Regions from separate parts of the Mus musculus genome. Here all the other regions are linked to region 3. Evidence: chromatin contacts called from ENCODE Hi-C or POLR2A ChIA-PET data. All regions are on one chromosome and are shown on one strand. Each heading gives the region's core, a stretch centred on a gene start or an enhancer-like site at or near the end of the contact. The rest is flanking DNA. Distances are from core to core; before and after follow the strand shown.

What was found. Hi-C counts contacts between places; a loop is a spot of excess contacts on that map. ChIA-PET counts read pairs that join two places held with the same protein, here RNA polymerase II (POLR2A).
Region 1: a map of T-helper 17 cell shows a loop between it and region 3 (4-fold over the local background). The contact joins the enhancer-like site here to the promoter of Eif1 in region 3. A Hi-C loop is called at or near these places in 1 of 37 maps with a recorded cell type or tissue (T-helper 17 cell). POLR2A ChIA-PET finds 5 or more read pairs at or near these places in 3 of 5 experiments (all embryonic stem cell).
Region 2: a map of left cerebral cortex shows a loop between it and region 3 (3-fold over the local background). The contact joins the enhancer-like site here to the promoter of Eif1 in region 3. A Hi-C loop is called at or near these places in 2 of 37 maps with a recorded cell type or tissue (both left cerebral cortex).

What each region holds. Positions count from the first base shown.
Region 1 is chr11:98,950,272-98,952,971 of GRCm38, forward strand. It overlaps Rara (retinoic acid receptor, alpha), which reads left to right. Exons shown (of 9, transcript NM_009024.2): 2 at 1-524. The coding sequence starts at 347. Among named protein-coding and RNA genes, the nearest start is that of Gm22061, 5.2 kb to the left of the region's middle. Within about 2 kb of position 1,251, at least 2 of the 3 ENCODE cell types and tissues checked have a DNase peak (open chromatin) inside an H3K27ac peak, as active enhancers do.
Region 2 is chr11:98,968,430-98,971,129 of GRCm38, forward strand. It overlaps Rara (retinoic acid receptor, alpha), which reads left to right. Exons shown (of 9, transcript NM_009024.2): 5 at 1,728-1,888; 6 at 2,064-2,240. Among named protein-coding and RNA genes, the nearest start is that of Gjd3, 13 kb to the right of the region's middle. Within about 2 kb of position 1,389, at least 3 of the 3 ENCODE cell types and tissues checked have a DNase peak (open chromatin) inside an H3K27ac peak, as active enhancers do; they include left cerebral cortex, where a contact is called at or near this core.
Region 3 is chr11:100,318,501-100,321,200 of GRCm38, forward strand. It overlaps Eif1 (eukaryotic translation initiation factor 1), which reads left to right and starts at 1,449. Exons shown (of 4, transcript NM_011508.2): 1 at 1,449-1,660; 2 at 2,166-2,329; 3 at 2,448-2,549. The coding sequence starts at 1,630.

The DNA.
Region 1 (2,700 bases), core at 1-2,500, 1.4 Mb before region 3:
ACCTACCTGGGGCCCTTCTGGGAGTGGCATCCTCTTTGATACCCTGAAGACCAGCTCTGGACCTTCCTACAAAAGTGTCTCCCAGGACCGCTTAACCAAAGGACGGATTCTTGGGACATCCCCCAATCCACCTGGCCCCTCCGGCTAGGGAGGGGGACCCAGAAGACTAAAGTTGACTAACTTGGGACTTGCAGCTCCAGGGACAGAAGGGGGTGGGGGTGGGCTGACCACCCAACCCCCCCTCTGGGCCCCCCGGCCCCATGCCCCGAGGAAGAGGGACTGCGTGAAGGCCATCACAACTACCTGCCAGACTGTTTGCCTGCTCTTCTGACTGTGGCTGCTTGGCATGGCCAGCAATAGCAGTTCCTGCCCAACACCTGGGGGCGGGCACCTCAATGGGTACCCAGTACCCCCCTACGCCTTCTTCTTTCCCCCTATGCTGGGTGGACTCTCCCCACCCGGCGCTCTCACCAGCCTCCAGCACCAGCTTCCAGTCAGTGGTTACAGCACACCGTCCCCAGCCAGTAAGTCTGTGTGGGGAGGCTTGAGGGAAGGGAGTGTGGCGGGTGGCTGGCCTCTGGATTTGGGTTCCTGGACACATCTGTTCCACTGGAGGACCCGATGAGTGGCAAGGTCTTTTCTAGACCAGGGTGACCATTGTGTGGTGGTGGGTGGGGTTGGGACCTGAAGATGGTCCGTTTGATACTGGGGGTTAGAGGGGAGGTGAGACCATTTTGTTTCTTCCTATGTTGTCCCCCTTTGTCTCTGTGTCCCTGGTGCTATGCTATTGAGTGCCTTATAAATAGCTCTGAGTAGGAATGGATGCAGAGGCTGAGGTGGATAAACAAACCTCTCAACGTTTGGTGGAAATGACAGCCCTACACAGTGAGAATGAACCCCCCCCTCCATCCCCCCTCCAGTACTCTGAGGGAAAGGGCTTCAAGAGACAGTCCAGGGCAGCTCAGCACAGCTGGAGCCCTTGCCCTCCCCTTGCCAACTCCCCCGCCCCAGAAGGACAGGGAGGGACTCCATGGGGGCTTTCTGCCTGGACTCTGGCCTTGGACACATGCACAGGCTTGGCAGGGTGTTTTCTACCTCTCCTCTCTGCCATGAGGGTCACTCGTTGGCTGGGCGGGGGTCTCAGTGCCCTTCCCTGGCTGGCCAAGCCAGGTAGTGGGAGGTGGCGGTGGCTATAGCCAGCTGGCAAAGTCCAGGCTTGGGGCCTGCCAGGCCGCTTACAGTAACTCTGGCCCCCAGGGCCCAGCTGGGCTCCAGGCCAGAGCCTTAGAGGAGGGATCTGGGCCTGGCCTGGGGCTGGAGGGAGTGGAAGCGGCAGAGTCGGCCATGGCTGGCTGGCCGGCCGGCTGGTCAGCTGCTGACCTGGGAAACGTGTCCTACCTCTCCTGGTTGGCAGGGACAAGAGCACCCTGCCTGGCACCCACTGCCCCTCCCATTGGCAAGCTGTCTGGCACCACTGCCCTGTGTGCCCGGCTGGGCTGGGTCAGTGCCCCCTTCTTGGTGTGGGGGCCGCGCTCTCTCCCCGGAGCCAGGGAGTCTCTTTGTCCCTGGGGCAGGCTCTGGCTGGGCGCCTCACTGCCCACAACTGGATGTCTGCCCACAGCCACCATTGCTTCCTGGATCGCTGCCTATGGCTTTGTCGCAGCCCCCTCCCTTCCAGGCCTCACCAGCCTTCAGGAGCAGGTAGTCTATGCCTGTGAGCCTTTACACCCTAGGGTTAGGGAGTGGACAAGTGCTACCTCAGTTTCCTCTTTTTTAAAAAAAAAAAAAAGAAGAAGATATATTTCATTTATATGAGTACACTGTAGCTGTCTTCAGACACACCAGAAGAGGGCATCGGATCCCATTACAGATGGTTGTGAGCCACCATGTGTTTGCTGGGAATTGAACTCAGGACCTCTGGAAGAGCAAGCAGTCAGTGCTCTTAACCACTGAGAGGTCTCTCTAGCCCTACCTCAGGGTCCCTAAGCCTCCACTTTTTAATTCTGCCTTTTATTCTCTCCACCTTACTCAGCAGAGTCTGAGACCCCCTACTGTGTTCTGGTTTTTTTTTTTTTTTTTTCCTAGTCTGTGCTAATAAGGAGATCAAGCTCTGGGGCTCAGAGTTGCTGGGGGTATGGGGGGAAACCTATGTAAAAATACTCCCTGCATTTGAGCTTCCATCTCAAACATCCCAGGAGCTGGAAGAATTGTGCTTTCTTTCAGGGTGGAGTTTTTAAGACAGAAAGGAAAGCGGGTGGTGGCGGCGGATGCCTTTCACCCAAGAGGCAGAGGCAGGTGGAGTTCTGAGTTCGAGGCCAGCCTGGTCTACAAAGCAAGTTCCAGGACTGCCAAAGCTACACAGAGAAACCCTGTCTTGGGGAAAAAAAAAAGAACAAAACAAACCAAAGAGGAAGGAGGAGAGAGGAGAGGAGTTGGGGAGTCCTGGACGCCAGTGCCACCAAGGACCACTTATGCTTGCCCCGTGATGTCACAGGGGCCTGGACACATGAACCTGACTAGATGGAAGGTTGCAGGGGGATTTAGGATCTGGCCCCTGTGAGAGGAAAAGCCCTCCCCCTGAGTGTTGCAAGCTCCTTCCTCTTTCTTAGAGGTGGGTGGGGTGAACCCCTACCCTGGTAACCTACTCCTAGGGTGGGGTGCCCGGATTTTGGGCTAATGGCAGCCTTCTTTGGCTTTCTC
Region 2 (2,700 bases), core at 139-2,638, 1.4 Mb before region 3:
CCCCTTAGCATGGTGGTTGCTTGCATGCCTGCTTGTGTATGGGGTGCCTGCCCCCAGGATAGCTTTCTTCTGGGTTTTGCTTGGCTTTGGGTGTGGCTCAGTAGCTTATCCCAGTCCCTCCTGTATCTTAAGGGAGAGGCCTGAACTCGAAAAGGTGTGAAGTTGGTCTGTATGTATGGGGGGGCTGACATAGGACCCCCTGAAGCCATTGTCTGGATAAACCTGGAACCCTGAGTTGGAAGAGAATTGGGCTTCTCAGATCCCAGAGGAAAGGGGGTTTCCAGTTTGGGCTCAGCTGAGGCCCTGACGGAGGGAGGGACAGAGGGGAGGGCTGGACGGGGAGACCCTCTTGTGTTGAATCATGGGTGTTGCCGTGGTGACCAGTGATTGATGATGTCAGAGATAAATGACGCTGACAGACGCCTCCTTGTCTGCGTGGCCGTTGCCATGGAGCCCGAGCCTTGGGGGATGAGGTGGGGGAGGGGGCTGCAAGACCCCCTCCAGCCCTTTGTGGGGAGGGGTGCTGAGAAAGATGGTTCTGACTAATGCACCAGCAGCCCCAGCCAGGAATTGGGGAGCTGGATATCCTGCTGCCTCCTGTCACCAGAGACACGGGAGTGCTGGTCTTGTACTCAGGAAGTAGTGACTAGTGACGGTCCTCTGCAGAGTCTGTGACAACTTGGGACGTGCAGAACTGAGACCTTTTGGTAAAGGGGCCGTCACTTCCTTCTCCCTTTGCCCCACCTTCCTTCTTTGAACTATTAGAACAGGACGAGGGTGGGGACCCCCTCTCCTTCCCACAACAACTCCCCCTTTCTTTCTCTCCCTCCTCTCCCTCTCCCGGCTGCTCCGTGCCCCGGAGCTGAGCAGCTGCCATTTCAATAGAATTAAAGCTTCCGAATGATAAACGTCTTGTCACAGCTGCAATTTTCTCTTCCCAAATTATCCCCCACTCTGCCTCTCCCTTCTCTCCCCTGCACTTTATTGAATTTGCAGAATCGACATGAGTGATCTCCAAATTATGCCAGCTTCCCCCCCCATCACCCCCCCCCCGTCCCCTCCCTGGACCCCCACCCCCACCCTTCCTTCCTCCCGCGTCAGCAGCCGCCACGGAGGCCCTGTGAGTGATTGTGTGTCTGGGATAATCGGCTGGTAACGACCCCATCGCTTCTTTAAAGCCCGAGCGGTGTGTGCGGCTCAGCGCCCCCCTCCCAGCGATCTGTCAGCTCCCCGGCTAATGGGCCAAGAGATTCTTCTGCCAGGGGGCCCCCATTCTCTGGTTGGGGAGCCTTATTCCCTGCCTGCCCAGGGAAGCTGCTTTGAGCCAGTCTTAGGAATCCCCCAGGGAGATCGCTGCCAGGAGAGCTGGGACAGCAGGGATTCCTGGCAGGCACCAAAGCGGGGACTCAGTGTGTGTGACTGCCAACCTGGGCACATGTTCTTAGAGTGTGGGCTGCTGCCATGGGTGCATGACGACAGGGTACCACACACTGGCGGAGGGCATATGTGCACATGTGTGGTGTGGCCTCAGCCACAGTCCCAGGCCCTAAAATAGGATTTAGGATATGAGTCAGACAGGTTAGTGTGGGGCACTGTTTTGTGGATCTGTCTGTCTGTCTGTGTGTGTCTGTCTGGGTGGTGGACAGCATAGGCTGGACGACCCCGAGCCAAAAGCAGTCACTCTCTAACCAACCCATGTCCCCCCTTCCACCCCTCCCTCCCCCCAGCGGTGCGAAACGATCGAAACAAAAAGAAGAAAGAGGCACCCAAGCCCGAGTGCTCAGAGAGCTACACGCTGACGCCTGAGGTGGGCGAGCTCATTGAGAAGGTTCGCAAAGCGCACCAGGAGACCTTCCCGGCCCTCTGCCAGCTGGGCAAGTACACTACGGTATGCCAGCCGCGAGGGGTACTGCACACCCAGGCCGCCTCTGCTGCCCTTCCCCTGTCTCCTCCTACACTGTCAGGAAGTGTAGGCTGAGCAGAGGGCGAAAGGCAGCGAGCGGCCAGGCTGAAGCGGGTGCCAGTGCCGTAGCTGAGGCCCTGACCCTCCCTGCCTCCCCCAGAACAACAGCTCAGAACAACGAGTCTCCCTGGACATTGACCTCTGGGACAAGTTCAGTGAACTCTCCACCAAGTGCATCATTAAGACTGTGGAGTTCGCCAAGCAGCTTCCCGGCTTCACCACCCTCACCATCGCCGACCAGATCACCCTCCTCAAGGCTGCCTGCCTGGATATCCTGGTGAGAGTCTGCCCCTGCTCTCCAGCCGGGTTCCGGCCCTTGTAGGATCTGTTCCCAGCCAGATGGCCACTTTCCCCGATGCTTTCCCCCGAATCCAAATCCCCCACCGCTCACGTTGGGCCACTTTCTTCCACTCCTGTGGGCACCTTGTCCACTTAGCTGTGTTGTGGGAAGGTGGCATTATCCTGGGAACAGGAAGTAGAAAGGTCTGCTGCTGGGACACAGTGCTGGATGGAGTTGGCACGCCAGAGCGTTTGGTGGCCTGAGTTGTGAGCGGGATGCTGGACGTAATAAGAACTGTCACGAGTGAAGGCTAAGAGGAGGACTCCCCATAATCACTCTCAGGGGTTCAGTCCACCACCTATTCCTTCAAAGACACATCCTAGGTGGAGAACTAGAAGTGTGGAGAGGCTTCTGGGAAGGGAAGGTCATCAAGTGCCGGGTCCCCAGTGCACAGATG
Region 3 (2,700 bases), core at 199-2,698:
CTCACTTTGTAGACCAGGCTGGCCTCTAACTCAGAAATCCACCTTCCTCTGCATCCCAAGTGCTGGGATTAAAGGTGTGTGCCACCATCCAGCAGTTTCTTGTTTTGAAAGTCTCATTGTATAGATCTGCTGGGTCTCAAACTCGCAGGCATCTATCTGCCAGCCTCTGCCTCACAAGTGCTAAGATCAAAGGCGTGCCCCACCACACCCGGCCTATTTTTCTGGTTCTTCAGAGACAGTAGCCAGTCTAGTACTGAATTCACTTGACCTTGAACTTTTTCCTCTGGCTTCCTTCTCCTGAGAGCTGGGATGTACCACCATACCTAGAAGTTGGCAGTATTTTTAAGTTAAGAGATTTTATATAAAGCACCCACTCTTTGGGGAGCATTTGAATAAAGTCTGACACAGTAGTTATCAGCCTCTGGTTCTCCTATTGGCCCCCACAAACCCAGTTACATCACACTTGGCTGTCTCTTTTTTTTTTTTTTTTTTTTTTTCGGTTTTTCGAGACAGGGTTTCTCTGTATACCTTGGCTGTCCTGGAACTCACTCTGTAGACCAGGCTAGCCTCGAACTCGGAAATCCGCCTGTCTCTGCTTCCCAAGTGCTGGGATTAAAGGTGTGCGCGGTGGCACTTGCCTTTAATCCCACCACTCATGGGGCAAAAGCAGACCCCATGTGGCCAGCCTGGTCTATAGAGTTCCAGCACAGCCAAAACCCTGTCTTGAAAAAACAAAAAGAAAGGTTAACTGCTTTGAAAAAAATATTCACCTAGACTCTACAAAGGCTTTACCTCACACACAGGCTTGTAGGACAAAAGGCATCCTGTGAGGCTTGGACATTTTTTTCCTGGGGTCCCCACTCCTACCTAAGGGACTACTTCCTTCCTTAGAAGAATTAATCTAAATAATAATTTTTGGTTACCAATTTTAAAACATGCTAATCCAAATGATACCCTATATAAGGTCCAAATTTTGATCACGTTATTTTATGCTGATTAAATGGCTATATCTGTGAATACGTGCAGAGAAGGGTAGGTTGATGGGTGGCTGGATCAGTCGAATTTTGGAGGACCCGCACGTAATTACCCTTTAAAGCAAATCGATCCTCACCCTAAGACCCATCTCAGAGCTAGTGCCAGGACCCCAACAGGGTCAAGATGGTAGAACGTGCGGTAGGCGCAGGCGCGCTCGAAACCTCCGCCAGTTTTCGCGGCCGCTCAGACAACTACCATGCCCACTGCGCAAGCGCGCAGGCGGACCAAGCTTTCCCTCCCCCCTCTCGCCCCTCCCTGAGTCAACAGAACATCCTTTCCAGGCCAAACCCAGTGCGCACGCGTCAAGCCTTGACTCCGCCCCCCGACCAATAGGAAGCCGCAGCGCTCGGGCGTCCGGGAGCTTGACTCCATGGGTGGGGCCGAGACGTGAGGGCAGCGCGCTGGCGTCACAGGGGCGGCTATATAAGTGAATACAGGCGCCGCCCCTCCGCCCCAGTCACTGAGCCGCCGCCGAGGACTCAGCTGCCTCCCCCTCGAGCCCCCTCGCTTCCCGACGCTCCGTCCCCCCCGCCCGCCTTCTCCCGCAGCCGCCTTCCGCAGGCCGTTTCCACCGAGGAAAAGGAATCGTATCGTATGTCCGCTATCCAGAACCTCCACTCTTTCGGTGAGCCTGGGGAAGGTCGCGCGGGCCTGGGGGGGGGGTGGCGGGGTCGGAGCTCGGAGAGCCGCCGAGCGCGGCGAGCCCATCTTAGCTCGGGCTGGAGGGGTGGTGATGCCCGTGGAACCGAGATCTGCGCCCAGGGTCGACCTCTGAGGGTGCCCGGAAGAAACGGGTGGGAGGTGAGCCCTTGGGCGGGCCCGGCGTCTCGGGTGGCGCATTTACTAATGGCTCCTGCCTCTCGGCGAGCCACACCCGCCCCCTCCCGCCACCCCTGCGTCATGTCCTCTACGTCACCGTCGTTGTCTCGGAGCTGGGAGGGAAGGCCCCGCCTCGGGAGCCTGGCTTCCGGTAGGTTGCATCAGCCGGGTGGGGCGCTGCCTGCCCACTAGGTCTCTCCAGCACGTGATCAGCCTTGGCGGGAGGGCTGGCCTAGAGCAGAAAGCTAGCTCTAGTACTGGCCAGTTCCCGGAGGGACAACAAAGGACACCTCCGGATTATTTCTTCACAGACCCCTTTGCTGATGCAAGTAAGGGTGATGACCTGCTTCCTGCTGGCACTGAGGATTATATCCATATAAGAATTCAACAGAGAAACGGCAGGAAGACCCTTACCACTGTCCAAGGGATCGCTGATGATTACGATAAAAAGAAACTAGTGAAGGCGTTTAAGAAGGTGGGTCTGCTGTGGAGAGAGCACGTTGTATGGTCTACCAAGGGAGAGGGTGCAAACGTCAAGGGAGTCCGTGTTGATGGCATGGCCTCTTAGATGCTGCATCCTTTTGTCCTTGCAGAAATTTGCCTGCAATGGTACTGTAATTGAGCATCCAGAATATGGAGAAGTAATTCAGCTACAGGGTGACCAGCGCAAGAACATATGCCAGTTCCTGATAGAGGTGAGTTTAGGCCGCCCTCAATGCATTATGGGTTTCCTGAATTTCTAATCCTTACAGTTGAGCTTTTAAATACATGTAGACATTCCCACTTTCAAACAGTACTTGGGGGTGGCATAGGGAAGTTTTAGTAACAGTGGTCAATTGAACCATT